2 separate regions of the Homo sapiens genome follow, and region 1 is linked to region 2. A link is a contact called in ENCODE Hi-C or POLR2A ChIA-PET data. All regions are on one chromosome and are shown on one strand. Each heading gives the region's core, a stretch centred on a gene start or an enhancer-like site at or near the end of the contact. The rest is flanking DNA. Distances are from core to core; before and after follow the strand shown.

Region 1 (4,620 bases), core at 2,013-4,512, 800 kb before region 2:
TATTTAATTATATGTACATACAGTCTTTCTGGATTTTCTCTTTTGCCTCCTGTTTTGAAAAATATTTGGATTTGAGTGAAACTCCGTTTTAGAAATTAATTGCTTGGTACAATATACCCATGTAACTACCCTGCACATGTACCCCCTGAATCTATAATAAGAGTTGAAATTTTGACAAAATAAAATTAGATTTTGAATTAAAACAAATAGGTGCTTGGTTCCTCTGCTCACTTCTTTTTAAAAGGAATTCCTCTCCCATGTACTTCTTCTTTTCCCTTCTTTACCTTCCTTTTGGCATCTTTGGTATCACATGAAGGGATCTAGAGGGAATTTTAAGTGACTCTGAAATTCCTTGAGAAATACACAAAAAGATCCCACTCACCCCTTTTGGGGGTCTCCTGTTCTCCTTGTGGAGTCCAGAGTCAGGGACAGGCTCCTCCAGGTCTGCAGCTCTGCTCTCTTTTATTTCATCTTGGCTGATTGCTTTGGTTTTGTGAGTACCAGGCATTACTTTGTACTGTGAGAGACACGTCCTTTGTGAGTGCAACGGCTGCTGGGTCACTGGTGAGGGCTGCAGTTTGGAGATGGCTGAGAGCCGTTGCAATAAATGGTTGTGATTGCAGGGGGCTCCTTGTTTCTTTGCAAGTTTAGATGAGAAAGGTGCAGTTTGGACACAGTTTAAAGGCTGTGAAAACACCACCAATGAATATGATTTCCTTTGGGGATGGTCTGATTAAAAGTGGGCTGATTGTTGCTGTGCTACTAGCCTTGAAGACATGTTTCTACAGCATTGTGCAGTGTGGAAAAATTGTGTGGCTTGGTCTTGTGGCATGTCCCTTCTTTTAGAGACCTCAGATTCAATGTGAAATTCGGGATTTTTGATTTTCAAAGATCTAGATGCCCTGCCTTCCAGATGTGCCTACTCTTCACATATTTTAAAATTAGATCCTATAAACTGCAAATACTTTGTTGGCTTCTGTGAGATCAGAGGTCCAGTTAGAAAAGGAAGACAGTTTGTTAAAATTAAAAACTATTTATCTAATCTAACTAGATTGGCCTCCAAATATGACTTTCTGACATTCAGCTGGTTACTCTGAAAAGATTTCTAAATCTCTTGAGGCTCATCTATATGTTTCCTTGCAAAGAAAAAAAAAAAAAAAAAAAAGCAAGCCCAAGCACTAGTAAGAAAAAGATTTGCAATGTTTCATGAAAGGAGTAGATGAGTGAAGCATTTATTTGTAGATACTGGGTTGGATACCTGTGCAAAGAAGAAGAGGTCAATAATAAAAATTGCCAGGGGATTTCTTGGAACTTAACAAGCTGAATTAAATATAGAAATGTCAGGAAATCAAGGCAGGAAATACTCACTTGTGGTTAGGCAGACAGGGCAGGGTTCTGAGCTTGAGATGGAGCAAACAGTTGTGGTGGGTGAAGTTCACATGCTTTAGAGCTCAGCTGTCCTAGTAAAGAAGCCTAAGAGTCTCTAAAGCTCTTATGAGAAGATGGATTTTTTTTGCCTAGATTAAAAGGTTAAAGAATTGCTTTAAGTTGGATAAAATAAAGCTAAATGTTTAAGCAAGTTGTGAAAGGTTTATGAAAAAATTAATTAAAATATTTTTGTGTGTAAACATATTGACTAAAGTTGAAGGGGTATAATTCAGCATTTCTGTAAATTGAGCATTGAAATAAAAACACAATGGGTTTCTCTTAGAGCACTAACCTGCTCTTTAACAAAAATTGTAAAGGGTTATAGAAAGTCTATAAAAATGTTACCTTATGGTCAAACATTAAAATTGGGTAAATATGTCTATCAGGTTTTATTAAGAATTAGGTTTAACATTAATAGTACACTAATGTAAAGGTGAAATTTGGCTTATTTGGTACAAAAATCATACAGGAAGCATTGTGAAATATAAAATGATTTTTAGCTTTCTTTGGGCTATATTTCTATAAATATGTTATTGATGAGGGTTCCAAAGTTATGGGAGACTCCTATAATTCTGCTATATCTCAGTGTACATTATCAGTCATAATTATAATTGTCATGTTAAATTATTGTGGGCCACAGAGGTAACAGATTTCCTTGTCAATTGTGTCTTTGACTATGACTACCCTAAAACGTTCAGTCACCCATATACACATGTTACCTTGTTTTGGCCCTCTTTAGAAGGTAATTTTATAATCAGCTATAAAGCCCTAACAGGTGCTCTTAAATGCAAATTTTGATAACTTTGGAGATTGTGACATCAGAAGAGAGGAAAAATGTTCGGGACACTTGGAGAGCTAAAATGTTCATTGATATCAAGCAGGACAGGAATTAACTGCATGAAGTGAACTAATAGGAGGCTGAAGTGATCTTTTTGACTTTTTGCTTAAAACGTTGCTGATCCTTTGTTTTGCTTTTCAGAGTCAAGGCAAATTTTCTTTTGAGCTATTGACAGCTTTTAACGATTAATCAAAATATACTCCTATGAACACCATTTGGAGCATTATTTGTTTCTCTCTACCCGATTTCCCCAGAATTTGGAAACTATTTGTGGGTATTCTTAATTTATGGCAATATAGTTATTTGCATAAGTGCAATAAGAATGTGTTTTCTTTGGTAACAGGACACAATTTGAAAAACTGGTTATTTTACCAAGGTTTTGACCAGAATGCTGTGCTTTCCTTTAAGGAATCAAACTTGACTTGTGGAGCTAATAAAGCCTTTGGAAAACTGACCTTATATCCTGTGAACACAGTCCCTGTACAGGGTTACTGATCTGTGGGAAGAAAAGAATGTCACATTCTGACAGGTCAGGAATCCCAAGTTATCTTGAAACTTCAAGAGGACAGGAATTCACCCAACCATATGTATTTGATGGTAGAAATCCATGGCAGGGGCTCAGCTTTAAAAAGTCTTATCTCAGATTCCTTCTATAAAACAAAGTCCCATTAAAACCAATTTTAAAAGCCTATGTGAAAAATAATTATTCTTGCTGCACCTCGTACAAATAAAGTGGCAAAGCATAATAAAGCAAATTGGTCCTGTCGTAATTTGTCTTTAGTAAAAACGGGAAACTGGGGTCGGGTGCAGTGGCTCACTCCTGTAATCCCAGCACTTTGGGAGGCTGAGGTGGGCAGATCATCTGAGGTCAGGAGTTCAAGACCAGCCTGGCCAACACGGTGAAACCCCATCTCTACAAAAATACAAAAATGAGCCGGGCATGATGGCGGGTGCCTGTAATCCCAGCTACTCAAGGGGCTGAGGCAGGGAAGCGGAGGTTACAGTGAGTCAAGATCGTGCCACTTCACGACAGCCTGGGTGACAGAGCAAGACTCCATCTCAACAACAACAACAAAAAAGGGTAACTGGAGAGAGGGAAGTTATGTTTCAAAAACTTTTGGAAACTATAGTACACCTGTTTTTAAATTCTAGTCTGGCATTCAGTTTTTATTATTTTCTACAGTTTGGGTTAAATTCGTATTTCTCTGGCTACAAGTCTCCTAAATAATCTTTTCATTTGTTTCCTTTTTCTTTCCCTTTTTCCCCATTTTTCTTAATTGGAAATCACTGAAACCTAAGCTGTGCTTTCTTAAAGCCCTGTGAACTGAAGACTAGACAACCGAAACTTCTGAAGGAAGTAGCAGCAACCTATTTATATGTGTTGCTGTTGCCTACTATTATGTTTTAGCAGGTGCTGCCTCTACACCCCCGAAACAGAGAGTGCTACTGGGAACAAATCGACTTTTTCCACTCCAGTGCTGCATTCGGTGCCCCATAACGATGACCCCCTCTCAGCAGGAAGTAGCCAGAAAGATTACAATGCTCCATCTCCCTATGATTCTTGTGATAAATAAATATACAAGCATGATAGAAATCATGCGCAAATTGACAGTGGGGATTGTGGCAGGCCAGATTTCACTAATGGAGGTCCCCATCACAACTACTTCAGTACTGACTGAGTGGTTAAGTTCAGTATCAAAAGCTGAAAGTGCCAGCGCCTTTCTACAAAGGCTAGAATGTAACAAAAGCCCACCAAGGGTTTTACCTAGGCCTTTCCTGGGCCTTACAGCATGACAAAACAAAGAAGGAATTCTTAACCAGACCTGTTTAGGATTAAACAAATTTAATTGGGGGTCTGAAGAAACTCGCCAGGCCTCCACAAACAAGTTCATTGGGGGTCTAAAGGAACCCCCCCCAAACCTCTGTGATTGAGCAGGAGACAAGGTCAGGGTAATAGCCCCAGCACCTGGACTCATTTAGATTTAAGTAAATGTACTGAGGCTCCAGAGAAAGGTCTCCAAGACTTAGACTAGAGTTACAGATTAAAAGAAGTTAATCACTTATATCTTTAGATAAATGCACACTGACACGTAGACATACATCTTAGAAAATATATAAGCTCTGGAAAACCTTGTAATTTACAGTTGGTCTGGAGATATTTTCTGGGCCTTCTCTCTGTAACCGGTTCCAGAAATAAAAAACTCTCTTCCTCCCCAGTTTATCTGCATCTCGTTATTGGGCCGTGAGAAATAGCAGCCAGACCCTGAGTTTGGTCTGGGAACACACTGGCTGGGCTTCCTGCCTGGCGGTAGAGCTTCACTGTCCTCCTTCCCAGCCAAAATGTGGCCCTTGAA
Region 2 (5,075 bases), core at 2,576-5,075:
AAAATGTGTAGGCTGGGTGGGGGCAGGGACAGCAGTCAAGGTTGTTTTTAAGCAATTAGTCAAAAATTCTCCTGGTGGTGACATTTCTGGTTTTCCTCTCCGTACTCCATCCCCATGAATCTTGCTCAGACTTCACTCATTCCACGGGACTCTGGGCCTCTCTCTACTCTCCAGCCTCCCCTCGCCCATTCGCATTTACCCTCCACAGCTGGGAGGATATTCCACCAGGGAGGCAGCCAGGACAGGGAAGCAGTCTGGCTCCCCAACACCCTCAGGGCAAAGTCCAACACCTCACAGCCATGAGCCACCAGTGCACAGCTCACTGGAAGTTTCCCCATGATTTACAAGCCTCAAAACTACTTGTAATACTCAGAATACGCCAGGCTCTTTTGACCCTAAACATCTGAACAAGCTGGACCAAGTTAAGAATGCTCTTCTCCCTCAGTGTAACATAAATACTGCTTACTGTACCTGGCAGGCTCTCCAAAATGTCTCCTTTTCCTGGAAGCTGAATGGATCTCTCTGTCTTTCTAAGTTCCCAATCCCAGCCCTCAACACTCTGCCTAAGCTTCCTGCCTGATGGCCCTGACTACTCTGGGCTGTCACTGTCCTAAAGAACCAGGGTTCTGGCCGGGTGCGGTGGTTCACACCTGTAATCCCAGCACTTTGGGAGGCCGAGGCGGGTGGATCACAGTTCAGGAGTTCGAGACCAGCATAGCCAAGATGGTGAAACCCCGTCTCTACTAAAAATACAAAAATTAGCCAAGCGTGGTAGCAGGTGCTTGGAATCCCAGCTACTCAGGAGGCTGAGGCAGAGAATCACTTGAATTCGGGAGGCGGAGGTTGCAGTGAGCTGAGATCGCACCACTGCATTCCAGCCTGGGCAACAGAGCGACACTCCGTCTCATCTCAAAAAAAAAAAAAAAACGCCGGGCGCTGGGGCTGACGCCTGTAATCCCAGCACTTTTGGAGGCCAAGGTGGGCAGATCACGAGGTCAGGAAATCAACACCATCCTGGCTAACATGGTTAAACCCCTTCTCTACTAAATATACAAAAAATTAGCCGGGTGTGCTGGTGGGCGCCTGTAGTCCCAGCTACTCGGGAGGCTGAGGCAGGAGAATGGCGTGAACCCAGGAGGCAAGGCAGAGCTTGCAGTGAGCAGAGATGGTGCCACTGCACTCCAGCCTGGGCGACAGAGGAAGACTCCGTCTCAAAAATAAATAAATAAATAAAATAAGATTTAAAAACAAAAAACCAGGGTTCTATGTCACCAATGTGTCCCCAGCACTGCCCGATAATGGTTGGGCACCACACTCTAAAAACATATGCAGGCCGGGTGTGGTGGCTCACACCTGTAATCCCAGCACTTTGGGAGGCCGAGGTGGGCGGATCACCTAAGGTCAGGAGTTCGAGAAAAGCCTGGCCAACATGGTGAAACCCCGTCTCTACTAAAAATATAAAAATTAGCCAGGCGTGGTGGCGGGTGCCTGTAATTCCAGCTACTCGGGAGGCTGAGGCAGGAGAATCGCTTGAACCTGGGAGGCAGAGGTTGTAGTGAGCCAAGATCGTGCCACTGCACTCCAGCCTGGGTGACAGAGTGAAACTCTGCCTCAAAAAAAAAAAAAAAAAAAAAAAAAAAAAACATATGCAAAATTTACACTCCTGATTTTTTTTTTTTGAGACAGTCTCTATCACCCAGGCTGGAGTACAGTGGTGCGGTCTCAGCTCACTGCGACCTCTGCTTCCCAGGGTTCAAGTGATTCTCCTGCTCAGCCTCCCGAGTAGCTGGGACTGTAGGTGCGCACCGCCACATCCAGCTGATTTTTGTATTTTCAGTAGAGACGGGGTTTCACCATCTTGGCCAGACTGGTCTTGAACTCCTGACCTCAAATGATCTGCCCACCTCAGCCTCCCAAAGTGCTGAGATTACAGGCGTGAGCCAGTGCCCGGCTGCTGGTTTTGCTTTCTTCAACAGCAACTTCACTGGTAACCTCAAACTGAATCCCAACAAGCTCCTTCGGTTCTCCCGATAATTTTCTTGAAGTGATAAGAGCTAACATTTATCCAGCCCTTTACTAGCTGCCAGTTACCATAAAAAAGAAATACTGCAAGGTTTAGCTAATTTAATCTCCCCCAACATCCATGCAAAAAAGGTATTATGATTTTGCTCAGTTTTTAGATCTGGAAAATGAGGTTCAATAAAGGTGATAATTTACTTGAGAATGTGAGAGAGTCTTTCCGATTTCAATAATTGAGTTCTTTTTTTTTTTCCTTTTTTCAGATAGGTTCTTGCTCAGCCCAGGCAGCAGTGCAGTGGTGCAATCATAGCTCACTGCAGCCTCAACCTCTCTAGCTCAAGCGATCCTCCCACTTCAGCCTCCCAAGTAGCTGGGACCACAGACGCACCCCACCCACGCCCAGCCTTTTTTTTTTTTTTTTTTTTTTTTGTAGAGAAAAGGTCTGGCTTTGTCGCCTAGGCTGATCTTGAACTCCTGTGTTTCAGTGATCCTCCTGCCTCAGCCTCCCAAAGTGTTGGGCTTACAGGCCTGAACCACCACGCCCGGCCAAAAATTGGGTTCCTAAGCAGAATTCTATACGGGTGGCCTCAACCACTTTACTTGCTATGTGACCCTGGGCAAGTCACATCACCCCTGTCTCAGTTTCTTTTTCTTTTCTTTCTTTTTTTTTTGAGACGGAGTTTCGCTCTTGTTGCCCAGGCTGTAGTTCAATGGCGCAATCTCGGCTCACTGCAACCTCCGTCTCCTGGGTTCAAGCAATTCTCCTGCCTCAGCCTCCCGAGTAGCTGGGATTATAGGCATGCGCCACCATGCCCGGCTAATTTTGTATTTTCAGTAGAGAAAGGGTTTCTCCATGTCGGTCAGGCTGGTCTCGAACTCCCGACCTCAGGTGATCCGCCCGCCTCGGCCTCCCAAAGTGCTGGGATTGATTACAGGGGTGAGCCACCGCGCCCGGCCCCAGTTTCTTAGTTGACGAATGGGAATAACAATAGCCTTCTTCCTACAAGATTGTTGTGAGAATTAAATGTTATCAAGATTTATATGAAAGCACACAGACCAGCCCATGATACAGAGCGTTAGCCACCATTATGGTACATGTTCATTGTGGGCTGATCACTGAAAAAGCCGGTGACCAAGAAAGCCCCAGTCCTTGCCCTCACGGAGTTCAAAGGCCACTGGGAGGAGAGAGAGCCCCACGACAGCTCAGAGGAATCAGGGCTTGATGGGAGATGGTCTCAGCGTACGGCAAGTCAGCGGCAGCCACGTGAAGGGACAAGGCAAGGCTTCCTGGAGGAAGGGTCCTGTGACCTCAAACCTTGTAAGATGAGCAGCAGTGACCACGTTAAAGGGCAGAGTGTAAGATGAACTAATGGAGTGTTGAAGACAGGAAGTAGTTTGTGTAAAGGCCAAGGAGTTAACTCGAAGTTTGGCTGGACAAACACTTAGAAAGAGAGGCGGGTGCAGGGGACGGAAGAGGGGCCAGCCCGTGCGGGACAGTCTGGACTCCGGACTATCCCGAGAACTCACCATCCTTCTTGATCTTCTCATTGAGGTTGTTGATATAAATAGTGTGGTTAGGGCGGGTCTCGGGAACTGCCATGGAGTGAAGTGTTGAGGTAAGTCTTAAAGGAGGAAAAACGTGACTTTAGCCCTGGGTTTCTCCAAATCCTTTGTCCCAACGTCGGCTGCTCAAGGATCTTCCTCCGAAAAGGAAGTCAGGTAAGGCGGGAGTAGGGGCAAGGACGGAGGCAAAGCGCGACAACAAAGCGTGCGTAGGACCCGCTTCTCCAGCCCGCGTGCGGAGAGAACTCTCGAGAGATTTACTACGACTTCCAGGATGCTCTACGCGACCCGGTGGGCGGAGCACCCTAAATGGCGATTCCCATTGGCCCAAGCATCCGAAGGGCCGTCCCGGAGAAAAAACCCGGATGTGGGAGCCAGTATAGAAAAAAGGGACAGGTCCTAGGCAGCCTGGCCTCGAGCAGCAAGTTTCCTCAGACGGGCCCAGGAAGGCCCGGACGCCAAGCGTACCGCTCGCCTGCCGCCGATGGTCGTTTGCACCGGAGGTTACCTTCCGACAGGGCCGTAGTTCTCTCAACCGGCGCCTGCTACTTCCCTGAGACCAAACCACAAAGCTTTCTCTCCTGGCCCCGCCTCTGCCTTTCTGCCAGCCAATCGCCGCGCGGAAACGCAGTAGCTTGACCAATCAGAGCAAGTCTCGTTTCTGGGCTCAGCTGTTGCCAATCAAAACGATATTTGGGTTCCCGCCTAGGTAGAAAAACCCCGCCCCACTCCCTGAAAGCCCACCTCCTTCCGTGGCGCCCGGGTCTACGGACCAATCAGTGAAGGTCACGAGTCTGTACGCGTCTCGCGCTGCGGTGTCTTCCGGAGGCAATCCTTTTTGGAGTCCCGCCTCTTACCCCCGCCAGAGCTGCGTTTTCTGTCACGTGATCGCAAAATGGGCGGGAACTGTTGCGTGTAATACCACGTGATATGGGAAAGGCAGTGTGCGGGGGCCGCCATTTTCCGGGAGTGGGAGGTGCACTTTACTTCCTGACTCCTTTCCTTTTTCCAGTGGTTATCGCGGCGCCCACCGGCCTCTGATCTCTGAGTCTTCTCCAACCCACAGACGTTTTTTGTTGCTCTGGTTCCAGGACCTTCTCCACAACTAGGCCATTTTCCCTGCCAGGTGTCCTTTTTGACCTCTTGACCTCTGACTCAAAGGTCAGCTCAAAGGTTCCGAACTCGGGCCTGGGATGTGAGGGGGTACTGAACCTAAGTTCTCCGAATCTTTAGCCCTGGGTCCCTAAGTCGCATCCTTAAGGCACCTCACTCTAGATCTGAGCCTTCATATCCCAAACTCACTCATGAGTTTCCACATCCAGCCCCAAAGAATGAGTTAACTCCTACTAACTCTCCACCTAAGACTCCCGAGGTAACCCAACCGGTACCACAGATCCGGTTCCGGATTTAAGGACCCCACCCTGTTAACCGTCAGGTGCCTTATGACTTGAGTCAGCCTCGCAATTCCTGCTCCCGTGGTTTCAAATATTAGC

The links. A loop is a pair of places that touch in the nucleus more often than their neighbours do. ChIA-PET counts read pairs that join two places held with the same protein, here RNA polymerase II (POLR2A). Pooled maps may share reads with other maps.
Region 1: a pooled map shows a loop between it and region 2 (7-fold over the local background). The contact joins the enhancer-like site here to the promoter of SNRPA in region 2. A Hi-C loop is called at or near these places in 1 of 37 single-sample maps with no recorded cell type and 8 of 50 pooled maps. POLR2A ChIA-PET finds 5 or more read pairs at or near these places in 1 of 52 experiments (activated naive CD4-positive, alpha-beta T cell).

What each region holds. Positions count from the first base shown.
Region 1 is chr19:41,551,848-41,556,467 of GRCh38, reverse strand. It overlaps a transcript of CEACAM21 not described here. Among named protein-coding and RNA genes, the nearest start is that of LINC01480, 19 kb to the right of the region's middle. Within about 2 kb of position 3,262, at least 5 of the 41 ENCODE cell types and tissues checked have a DNase peak (open chromatin) inside an H3K27ac peak, as active enhancers do.
Region 2 is chr19:40,749,953-40,755,027 of GRCh38, reverse strand. It overlaps SNRPA (small nuclear ribonucleoprotein polypeptide A), which reads right to left and starts at 3,825. Exons shown (of 6, transcript NM_004596.5): 1 at 3,547-3,825. The coding sequence starts at 3,619. It overlaps ACTMAP (actin maturation protease), which reads left to right and starts at 4,551. Exons shown (of 6, transcript NM_198476.5): 1 at 4,551-5,075. RefSeq lists enhancers at 2,591-3,218, 3,219-3,846, 3,934-4,003, 4,544-4,783, 4,475-5,075 and silencers at 3,757-3,939, 4,204-4,343.